Linked DNA regions of Homo sapiens: all the other regions are linked to region 3. The links are chromatin loops, found by intact Hi-C in ENCODE. Cell type or tissue: HepG2. All regions are shown on one strand.

Evidence for each region. Peaks named below come from ENCODE experiments on the same cell type or tissue, not always from the same donor. Only the 100,000 strongest peaks of a DNase experiment are listed, where the experiment ranks them.
Region 1: a loop joins it to region 3, with 7 times the contacts of the local background. A loop is called at or near these places in 16 of 110 quality-filtered maps.
Region 2: it touches region 3 in a loop (5-fold over the local background); 7 of 110 quality-filtered maps call a loop at or near these places.
Region 4: it touches region 3 in a loop (7-fold over the local background); 8 of 110 quality-filtered maps call a loop at or near these places.

What each region holds. Positions count from the first base shown.
Region 1 is chr18:68,713,937-68,716,436 of GRCh38, forward strand. It overlaps TMX3 (thioredoxin related transmembrane protein 3), which reads right to left and starts at 1,172. Exons shown (of 16, transcript NM_019022.5): 1 at 1,000-1,172. The coding sequence starts at 1,045. It also overlaps a transcript of CCDC102B not described here. RefSeq lists silencers at 820-919, 1,100-1,229 and an enhancer at 1,430-1,499. In HepG2, no CTCF peak of the experiment used is centred here; a DNase peak (open chromatin) is centred at 1,245; H3K4me3 peaks cover 2,187 bases.
Region 2 is chr18:70,334,637-70,337,136 of GRCh38, forward strand. LINC01909 (long intergenic non-protein coding RNA 1909) reads left to right here and starts at 803. Exons shown (of 4, transcript NR_126336.1): 1 at 803-870; 2 at 1,422-1,504; 3 at 1,686-1,868. LIVAR (liver cell viability associated lncRNA) reads right to left here. Exons shown (of 2, transcript NR_146458.1): 2 at 872-1,579. RefSeq lists enhancers at 2,209-2,500, 2,497-2,500. In HepG2, no CTCF peak of the experiment used is centred here; DNase peaks (open chromatin) are centred at 175, 525 and 1,435; H3K4me3 peaks cover 1,951 bases.
Region 3 is chr18:70,204,806-70,207,305 of GRCh38, forward strand. It overlaps RTTN (rotatin), which reads right to left and starts at 882. Exons shown (of 49, transcript NM_173630.4): 1 at 823-882; 2 at 323-510. The coding sequence starts at 853. LOC105372180 (a long non-coding RNA gene) reads left to right here and starts at 984. Exons shown (of 3, transcript XR_935599.3): 1 at 984-1,769; 2 at 2,224-2,289. RefSeq lists enhancers at 582-711, 922-1,031, 950-1,579, 1,042-1,281. In HepG2, no CTCF peak of the experiment used is centred here; a DNase peak (open chromatin) is centred at 1,116; H3K4me3 peaks cover 2,304 bases.
Region 4 is chr18:70,375,715-70,378,214 of GRCh38, forward strand. No RefSeq gene overlaps it. Among named protein-coding and RNA genes, the nearest start is that of LINC01910, 7.6 kb to the right of the region's middle. In HepG2, no CTCF peak of the experiment used is centred here; DNase peaks (open chromatin) are centred at 877, 1,297, 1,837 and 2,317; H3K4me3 peaks cover 468 bases.

The DNA of each region.
Region 1 (2,500 bases), 1.5 Mb before region 3:
GATTATTTGGCTCATACCGTATAAGCTTAGTCATCTCTGAAGTGTTTTTGACCTTTCACAACCTACCAAAAAATTCATCACTGATGCATCCCAGGGTGCAAATGATGCAAAAGCAAAGGTAGTTCATCCATTTAATAAATATTTAGTCTGTATGCAACCATATCGTGACCGGCCAAGTTCTAGGTAAGCCAATAAATCTAATACACACAGTTCCTTTTTCCTCCATATTTTCACTCTCATCTTACGTCTCTTTTTAACCATCCTATCTTTTTGGAATACAAATAGACAGCATTCTTCTTTATTTCTTTTGCTTTAGTAGCAATTACCTCTTCCGTAAAAACTCCAAATGCCATTCAAAATATTTCCCCTCAAATAGATACGTAGGAAGAAAGTCGAGCTGCAACTCTAATACTTATTACACGGCAGTGCCTGACACAGAGTGGGCTCTAAAAGGTTGTTAAGTGAGCGGACCCCAGTGAGAATGAGGGCACTCCATGCTGACGGGAGGCAGCTGAGAACCGCTGACACACACTCAGGTCCTTTTCACACCGCACAATCCCGGCGGCCTGACCCTGATCTGTCCTCGACCACCCTCTCTTGAGTACTGGTGGTAAAAATCCTTAAACGTGACAAGACTCGGAACCTAAAGCCAAGGCAAGATTTGGTCGTTAAGCTGGGACGGCGGCATCCTTCTTGCCCATCAAAGGAGTAAGCTTTATTGAAACTTCTGCCACAATGAGAAAAACACAAACACAAGGCAGCGCGCCCTTCCCACGTCCAGCATTGGTCCGGCACAGCGGCGGCGGAAGGACCCCAAGGTGTCCGCTCCGTCAGGGCCAGGCAGGGTGGCGCGGCGGGGGCGGCAGGACGCTGCCGGGAATGGGTGGGCATCTCCACGAACCCCGCAGGCCTCGCCCCAGACCCGGGTCCAATCCCGGCCCCACGGCGGGGCCAGGTCCCACGCGCCCGCCAGCGTCCCGACCGCTGAGCCCCCATTACCTGTGGCGCAGAGCCGCAGGGCCGTCCAACTCTTCCACGCTGCCATGCTAGCCCGGGAGAGCTGCAGAAGCTGACTGTGCAAAAGAGGGATAAAGACACTGGGGTCCGCCGCCTGCCCGCCCGGAAAGGGAAACGGAGCCGACCCGGAGCGGAAGAGAAGCACCGCGCTAACTACGGGGGCGGGGCTACCCGGCCAGTCTCCGTCTCCGGCTATGCGCGGGAGTGCGGCGCATGCGAGGGGAGTGCGGCGCATGCGACAGCGCCTGCGCAGTCATGTCTTAAGAATCCTTTGCGCTCTCGGTGCCCCCCTCCACGCCCAGGAGCGTGGGAACCCTGCTTAAGGGCTTTACTAGGGAAAACGGTGCTGGTTCACTGGGGCGCGTTTCCGGGAAGGTGAATACCGGTGAAAGTTATGCTGAGGGTGAGGTAGGCTCTGACGACGCACTTGCAGGTTGAATACTGGCACATCATTTACTTGTTACTCCCGTGTGGTGAGTGCACCTGTGGGTTTTGATGCTGGATCAAATTCCTGGAAAGAGGCGCGCATTAAGACTGCGGATTGCTGAGCTGCGCGACACTCCGTATTTTTCCAAAACGTATTTGTAATATTCTTTCAACCTGTTTGCATAATGGGACATCTCTTAAATGCAGCAAGCTTTAATGCATTTTTGCCAAAGTAAGGATTGCCTCTTTAAAAACTTTCTCTTGAAACTTGAGAACATGAAGTTAAGCGTAGGATATTTTTTGATGGCTCTTTTCTGATTATTTTGGAACTAGATAAAGTAGTATGAAATATTTATATTGCTACCTGTTTTTTCTTCTATACGACAATGATTTGTAAAAACCATATACTTTTATAAGACGGTTACTGCAGCAATCACTACTTACGAACTAGATGAAATTTTTATGGGACATAAGGTACCAGAGAATTTAGATCAAACCAAATTTTGAAAACCTGTGACAACAACAGAAGGGGGATATGATGTCAGCCGGTTCACCTTAGGTTCAAAATTCCAACAGGCAAAAATGTCATAAAACGTCGTTATTCCTAGTGACTAGAAGATTAAATTGCACTCTAATTGAGAGCAAGCCCTAAATGTCACCCCCTTTGTGCATGCAGCATGGTATCCAGCGCAAGCCCTCTACAGATTCAATTTTTCTTTTTCTTTCTCTTTTCCTTTTTTTCTTTTTTTTTTAAGAAAAAAGTAGACTAAAACGTAAGGGGACTGTTGAAATGATGGGAATGTTCTCCCGGTGGTGGTGGAACAGCTTTATAATAGTACCATCGCCTCGATACTCTTATACAGAAGCTTTTCTACTTTCTTGGCAAGGTCTCTGAATGACCCATATTCAATTTTTTTTTTTCATTCTCATGTATTTCAAAGTTTTCTGTCTTCCACAGCATGCAAAGTGAAATAATTTCCTCTTATATTTGCGTTACAGTTTAAGTTCACATGTGGACAACAACAAAAGCCAGTTGACCTAGATCTGTGCTTTTCAG
Region 2 (2,500 bases), 130 kb after region 3:
TATAAAATAAACTTCTTCTCAAAGGTGAATGAGTAAGGCTGCTATTACTTATTGGAAAAACAAAATAATATGGTAGATCAGTTTTTGATATCTAATCATTTTGGCTTATGTTTACTATGGCAATAGATGTTGAAAGTGATGACTAACAAATGAAATCATGACACTACACTTTGCCTGGCGATGATGGGTGTGGTGTACACTGCTAGTTGCTGAGGCAACATCATGTCTCTATTTCGTCCTCATTAAGAAAATTGTAATTTTTACAGGAATGGCAGTGTGCCCAGTGAAAAAACTACAGTTACCAGACTCTCTTGCAGCTAAAGATGGTTGTGAGATGTAGTTCAGGCAAGATATACATTTATTGGGGTTTCTGGAAATGTTCCACTTCCTGCTATAGCCACTTATCCTCCCTTCTTCATCTTTCTTCTTCTTCTCCTGGCTTGCTAATGTAACTCTCCGATGCTCAGCAGTTACACATGCAGGACAGAAAAGCTGAAAGGTCAAATGAGCTGGCCCTGGAGCAGCTGCACTGGGCCCTGAAATGAATACCTTCATAGTGTTTGCAAGATAAATAAACCTCTTATTTGTTTAAGCAGCGTCAACGTTTCTGTTACTCTCAGTTAAATCAATCCCAATCAGAGAGTGCAGATTGAGAAACATCAAAATTTTCCAAAATTCTATGGGTTTTATTCATATCAAGTTGTCATCTTTACTTTCAGATGAAGGAGAGCTTTAGAAAGATGTGTTTGTTGTCTGTGTGCTTCATTGCAACAGCCCTGCCACACTAGGAGGAAGACAGGTTTTGGGTCCTGTCTTGGTGATAAAGATAAAACTAAAGGACAATCAAATCTCATCAAACTTCTCTCTGAGGTAAGCTGTTGAATACAATATTTTATTGAATATAATAAAAGCAAAGAGAAATGTCAACAATAATGATACCAGAATGCATCCTGTATTTCCATTAATGAGGAAACTGTTCTGGAATTAATACATGGAATTGATTGTATGGTATATTGCCTATTTGCAGTGTCATCCCATGCCATTATCTAACTATTTACAGAAAAAAAAAAGAAAAAACTTCTATGTAAAAGCAAGGAAAATGAGAGAAAGAATAATTTCAAAGGGGGATCTAATTTCAGATGATGAATGCCAGCTGTCAATGAACCTATACCGACTGTGTTTTTGATAAAACTAATAGTCCAAGCACCTAGAACTGTTACCCCTTTAATTGTTGATCCCTCATTTTTTAAATCATAAATATGAGTGGCTACCTGCCTCCTTCACAAGGTCGTGGTGAGAAGCAAATTGATGCCAGTGCCATTTTTTCCACCTCAATTCCTTGGGTTGCACAATTTTGTGGGAATTTCCTGGGAAAACTTCAAAGCAATTTAAATAGATCTGTCCCAACCATGCAATTACAGGAGCTGATGACGTTTCAGAAACAGTGACAAAGTTCAGAATCCCATTCTTCCATCCTAGATGGGAAACATCAACTTTCCTGATGGTGAGTTTGTCAGAGTCCATTCCCAAGAGTGGGGGTGGGGAGGTGGGGGTGGAGGCTGTTGACAGGCAATGATTTCTGTGGAGTAGAAGAGAGGAAAAGAGAAAAAGAATTTGTTAGTTGTAACAGACACTTCGGTTAATTGGTCTTCATCCACCTTTTCCTTGCCTGCCTCTCAATATAGATGCTGAAAAAGCAAGATACTCATTTTTTCCAGCCACCCTTGCAGAGCCAGAAAGCCCATGAGATTCAATAGATGTAAGACTGAGAGAGATTTTCATTCCTGGATGAAAGGAGACAGGCCTGGGAGAAGAGTTTTCTCTTGCCATCTTTGCAGTCTCTCCACTCCTGACGTGTACAGGGTCAGGTAAAGACTTGCTGTCTAGAAGTGTGGCAATGATTGGGTGGCCATGAATCATGAAACTTAAAGACAAAAACTAAACATGCTGCAGATTTGGAGTGGAAGGAAAGAAAGAGCATGGGACCCATGACCAGTCTGGGAAAATCTACCTCTGAACATCTTATTAAGTACACATTGAATGTCCTTCCTTAGCAAGTAGGTTGTTCCTGCCAGGTCTCGTATCCCTCAGTCTTGAAGAACATACACTGACACAGATGAGTGGGATGCACAAAATCATAGGGATTCAAGAAAGGTAACCCCAAAGAAACTCAAAGACAATACAACTCTTAACAGTTATATTATGAATAACCAGTCTCAAACTTAGCATGTTAGTTCTTGGAAATATTTACCTGGCAGAGTAAGAACCCGCTGGGACAATTACAGGGTTCTTCAGCCACTGAATCGATTTTAAATCAGTTTCTGTCTGGGAGAAATTTGGAATATCTCCTTCATTGAGAAGGGGCACAATAAGCACAGCTATAAAAATCAAGGAAACCATGAAAATAGTTTCTTATATTAATACAGCAAACATATTCCTGAAGGGATTGATAATTTCATTTTGTTTTTAATAATAATTAATCTTTGCAATATCCTGGTGG
Region 3 (2,500 bases):
ACATATCTAGTTTTTAAGATGTAAATGTCAGAAAACAAAAACAGAATACAAATATTAACCTCCAAAGATAACTCAAAAACACAGAACATACCAAAACTCAAAAGAAGTTCTGTGTTACTTCTGAGCACAGCAGAGACCATGTGGGATTCAGTATCACAAATAAAAGATGAACCATATACCCAGATTAATTAAAATTAAACATCTCTGGTTGATTAAAAAAACTTTTAACCCCAATTATTTAACTTTCAATAAACGCTACAATTAAATGACTAAGAAACAAGTCACTCGTCTGATTATTTTCTTTATTTCAAAATGACCCTACCTTAACCAATCTGCTTAACAGGTTCAGAACCTCTTCCTTCATCGGAACGGACGGGAAATTGAACCATTCCAGCAAATGAAGAAAAAGTTGCCTCTCCTGAATGAGATCAGCGTAGCAGATTAAGTTGTGCTCAATCTTGCAGAGAATACTCTTGAGAGCGCGCTCCCTGATCTCGGCCAGCTGATGACCTGTCAACGAACGGCACAAAACTATTTTATTTCCCGACTGCAAAGAGACTACGTTATTTATGCTGTGGGCAGGAGCGGCGTGAAGACGGAATAAACCAGTTTTTTTCAGAAGCAGGCCACTGGTGCCTTCGGGACGCGAACCGCGAAGTTTACACAAAGTCCGAGATGGGTCCCCGGGGGCTATCCTGACAAAGCGGGGGTGAAAGAGGGAGCGGTCGCGGAGCGGCCGGCCGCGGAAACGTGACACGACCATTCTCAGCAAGTGGCCAGAGCGCGGGGGGTGCCTTGGGCGAGGGGCAAGCTGACAGTTACCGAGTTTCCTGATGAGCCCTGCCAGGACCATCTCGTCCCGTCAATCTGCAGCCGCCGGAGAATTAAACTGCCGCGCCACTGCGTCCAGCCACAATTAATGTACCCCCGGAAACACGTCCTGTGGGACGGTGAGTTCCGCAACGCCTGCGCTCACCAGGAGTAGGAGTCATTACGTGAGCCCTTCGCGGCCCCAGCGTCGCCAGGAGAGCTTCCAGCCTCTCTAGAATCACTACTGCGCACTTCCTGGACAGCAGTCTCCGTCGCAAGAAGCGGAGGGAAAAAAAAAAGCAACAAGCAGGGATAGAACCAGCGTTGGCCGCCGCGCACGTCGGGAGTTGTAGTTCTGGCTAGGCCGTGCGTCCTGCACCGATCTCCGGGCCCGCCGCGGCGCCCGCTGGCCTGGGGTTCCGGCTTACAGCGCGGGAATTCGGGAACCCAGCGCGGGCTGCAGAGGCCCCAGCAGGAGCCCCGCCTCCCGGCTCGTCGACGGATTCGTTCTTGGCCCTGCCAATCTGATTCTCAGCTCCCAGAACTTCACGATTTAGAATGTAGACTTTTGCTTTGTGACAGTTCTCCCCATCCCCGACTACTAAATGACGAACCCTCTTTAACTGTGAAATGTACCTGCAAAGTCAAGCAGTGTCTTTGGATACCCAAGTTCAGATATGAACAAGCAAGCTACAAAAGCGGGGTGGGCGGGTATGAGTGAGCAGAAGAGAGAAACCGGGCTGCAAAAAAGGAAAATAAAGGCGGGACGTGGGGGTATGATTTGCTGAATGGTACCAAAGTTGATTTTTTGCACCGTGCACAGTGATCGAGCTGAGCAAATTATTTTTTTTTTAATTATAAGCAGCGGTAAGAACAACAACAAAATTACATTTGGAAAATGATTTGCATTTTCTCGGTCTGATCATTTCACGTTCCCTGGGAAAGGGATGTCAAGGCAGGTAAAGTGGGCCCTCGGTATCCCTAGGTAATTGGTTCCAGGACCCCCGCAGATACCCAAATCCACCCATGCTTAAGTCTCTTTTATAAAATGGTGTAGTATTTGCATATAACCTACACACATCCTCCTATATGCTTTAAATCATCTCTAGATTGCTTACAATACCTAATACACTGTAAATGCTATGTAAATAGTTGTTACACTGTACTTTTATTCATATTATTTTTTAATTGTTGTATTGTTATTTTCAACTGTGGGGTTTTTTCCCGAATATTTTCCATCCCGTGTGTTGAATTCTCTGTGTGCAACCAGTGGACAGCAAAGGCCTACTGTATTCCCATTCCTATTTTGCCAAAGAGGAAACTTAGAATCACAAAAGTACCCCCACACAAAGTCACATTAACTAGTAAGTGACAGATTGAGGAGCTGACCTGATGTTTCTTTGTTCTATTTAGAGTGCCTTGCTGCCTCCTCATGTGTGTCAATAGGAGAGTGATGATATTTGAGTTGGATCTTAAAGAGTAAGTAGGAGTTTGCCACACAAAGAAGTTGGGTAAGGAAATTCCTGCAGGAGAAACCTGTATTTGCAAAGGCAAGAATCCAGACGGAGTGTGTCAAATTCGGGAAAAGAACAAAATTCAAGGTGGCCATATTATCTCTGGGAAGAAGAGAGGAAGGGCAAGATTGCTGCTAGCATGCTGGATATTCTCCATTCCACCTTCTAGTGGTTCC
Region 4 (2,500 bases), 170 kb after region 3:
ATAAATGAAAAGAACTTGTAATCTCCACTGTAAAGTAAAGTTGTAACCAATGATTTGGCTTTTCCATTTGGTTAAACTTTGCTCTCATCTTAGTGCAAATTGTCACTCTGCTGCGTATTCCTGTTTCCTCTTTGCTGACATTTTCCTTGCTAATGATACAAGAGTTAAAAAGAAATCACTTAGGCAGATAACGAAGGTATGGGAGTCTTCAGTAAGGCTTTGTTTTCTTTTTCATGAAAAGCAGCCCAGATCATTTTTTAATAAAGAGCAGCCTATGAAGTCGAGCTCAGGGTATAGACCCCAGACAACGTAGCCACTTCACTAGGGAGGTGACCAGTTCATGGGACTGCTGACTTTACCATTTGGCCCAGAGGGACAGGCAAGTGAATGCCTGCAGGAACTAGGGAGTAGACATGTTCAAGATGGCGGCGCCATCCTCCCTTCCCTTTGTCAGTCACATGTGCAGTAAAGACCAGATAAGATGGCACCCATCAACTGGAAAGCCCATTTGCATAATAAAATTATCGTGGCGCGACCAGCCTTCCCCACACACTATCTAAACGTCATACCTGATCAAACCAATCTGTGAACCCTATGTAAATCAGACACGGCTTCCTCAAACCTGACTGGTCCTTTCCACTGGGAGACCCCCTTGTCTATGGAGAGATCTGTTTTTCTTTCTCTTCTGCCTATTAAACATTTGCTCCTAAACTCCTTGTGTGTGTCCATGTCCTACATTTTCCTGTCGTGCAATGACGAACCTCGGGGTATAGACCCCAGACAACGTAGCCGCTTCACTAGGGAGGTGACCAGTTCATGGGACTGGTGACTTTACCATTGGGCCCAGAGGGACAGTAACTGAAAGGGCTCTTTTATTCAGTGTCAGCTGGTGGATACATCTGCCTACAAAAAATGTGAAGTCAAACTGAATCTCTTTGAGGTGACTAGAGCAGAGCTGGGAACAGAGAAGTAGAGCATGAAACGTTTTGAAATAATTTGAAATTTTGCCACTATGTTTTTTAATAAAACTATTTTAATAAAGACTGTTTTTAAGTAAAAAACCCAACAATCAAATAGGCTTAAAAATATCAATTCATTCTCTAAAGGCAAATTAATTCGATACTTAAGGAAATGCAAAGGAAAGGGCACTTCAGACTACACAGATATCCAAGCATATAGGTGGCTGCATGTTACGTTATAGCTTAATGGCCTGGTTTAAACAGTCCTGGATAATGATTAACCAAGAAAATGGACTTTGGGCCTGAACCTAACTCTCCTAAGGTTGTGGGCATTTGTACCGATGTAACAGTGTTGCTAGATCAACGGGAAAAACATTTCCAACGAGACAGAAAAACACATTTACTGCTGTCTCCACCCTCTCACTCCAGGGTCCATCTGTGTGTTTGGAGAATGGAAACACTTAGATTGGTTGCTACGGTCTTGAACATGTCATTTAGATTTCCTTGATAAAAGAAAACTCATTCCTCTTTTATTTTCTCTTCCCAAAGTGCATGATCCATGTGCTTGCTCTTCCTCCCTCCCCACCACACCTACTCCTTTTGATTTGTTCATTTATTTTTATTTATTAATTTTTTTAACTTCCATACTTGGTATCTGGGACAGCTCATGCAACTACACTGCAACATAGCTGCACGGTGTGGCTGACACATCTTCCCAGTGAAGCCCCTTCTACGGCTTCAGTCCTGATCTTTTAAGTGTTTGGTAAATGAGGCAGCCTGGCATAAGGTCCTAATGTCGAAAGAGTTCAAAAGGAAAGTTATTCGTGCAAACATCCTCCCTCTCGCAGAGGATTCTCCATAGCCCGCCAGAGCCCTGGCATGTAGGGATGATGAATGTGATGTCAACAGGCCTCAGGGCCGGAAGAACCCCTGTGCCACTTTGTGGACTGTGTATCGCCTTTTGCTTGTCTCCTGCCAGATTCCTTCCCTGGTCCTCTGAGACTCCAGAGAGTGTGTGGGAAGCAATTTTTGTACACAGACCCAGATTAATGTGTCTGTCTGATAAAAGCATGAGGCTTAAGGTGACTCTAGCATTTTCCTTCCCCAAAGTTAGCAGTTTTGTTAGTGGAAATACATCTATACCTATCAATTAAGTTATAGCCTGGAAGATACGTGATGAAATGCTTCTGAGTGAGAATAGCCTCAAATTTGACTGGAGAAAACCAGAGATCCCATTCATGATTAGGAAGCACCAAGCCAGGTCAGCTTGGAGGTGAATTGATTTCACCACGTCTATTAGTTTACTAGGCTGCTGTAACAAAGTACCATGAACTGGAAGGCTTACAACAACAAAAACTTTTTTTCACATTGCTGGAAGCTGGGAAGTCCAAGATCAAGGCAGATCTGGCGCCTGGTGAGGGCCTGCTTCCTGTTTCATAGACGGTGCCTTCTGATTATAACCTCATGTGGTGCTAGCAAGGAGCTCTCCGTGGGCTCTGTTATAATAAGGGCACTAAGCCCATTCACAAAGGCTTCACCCC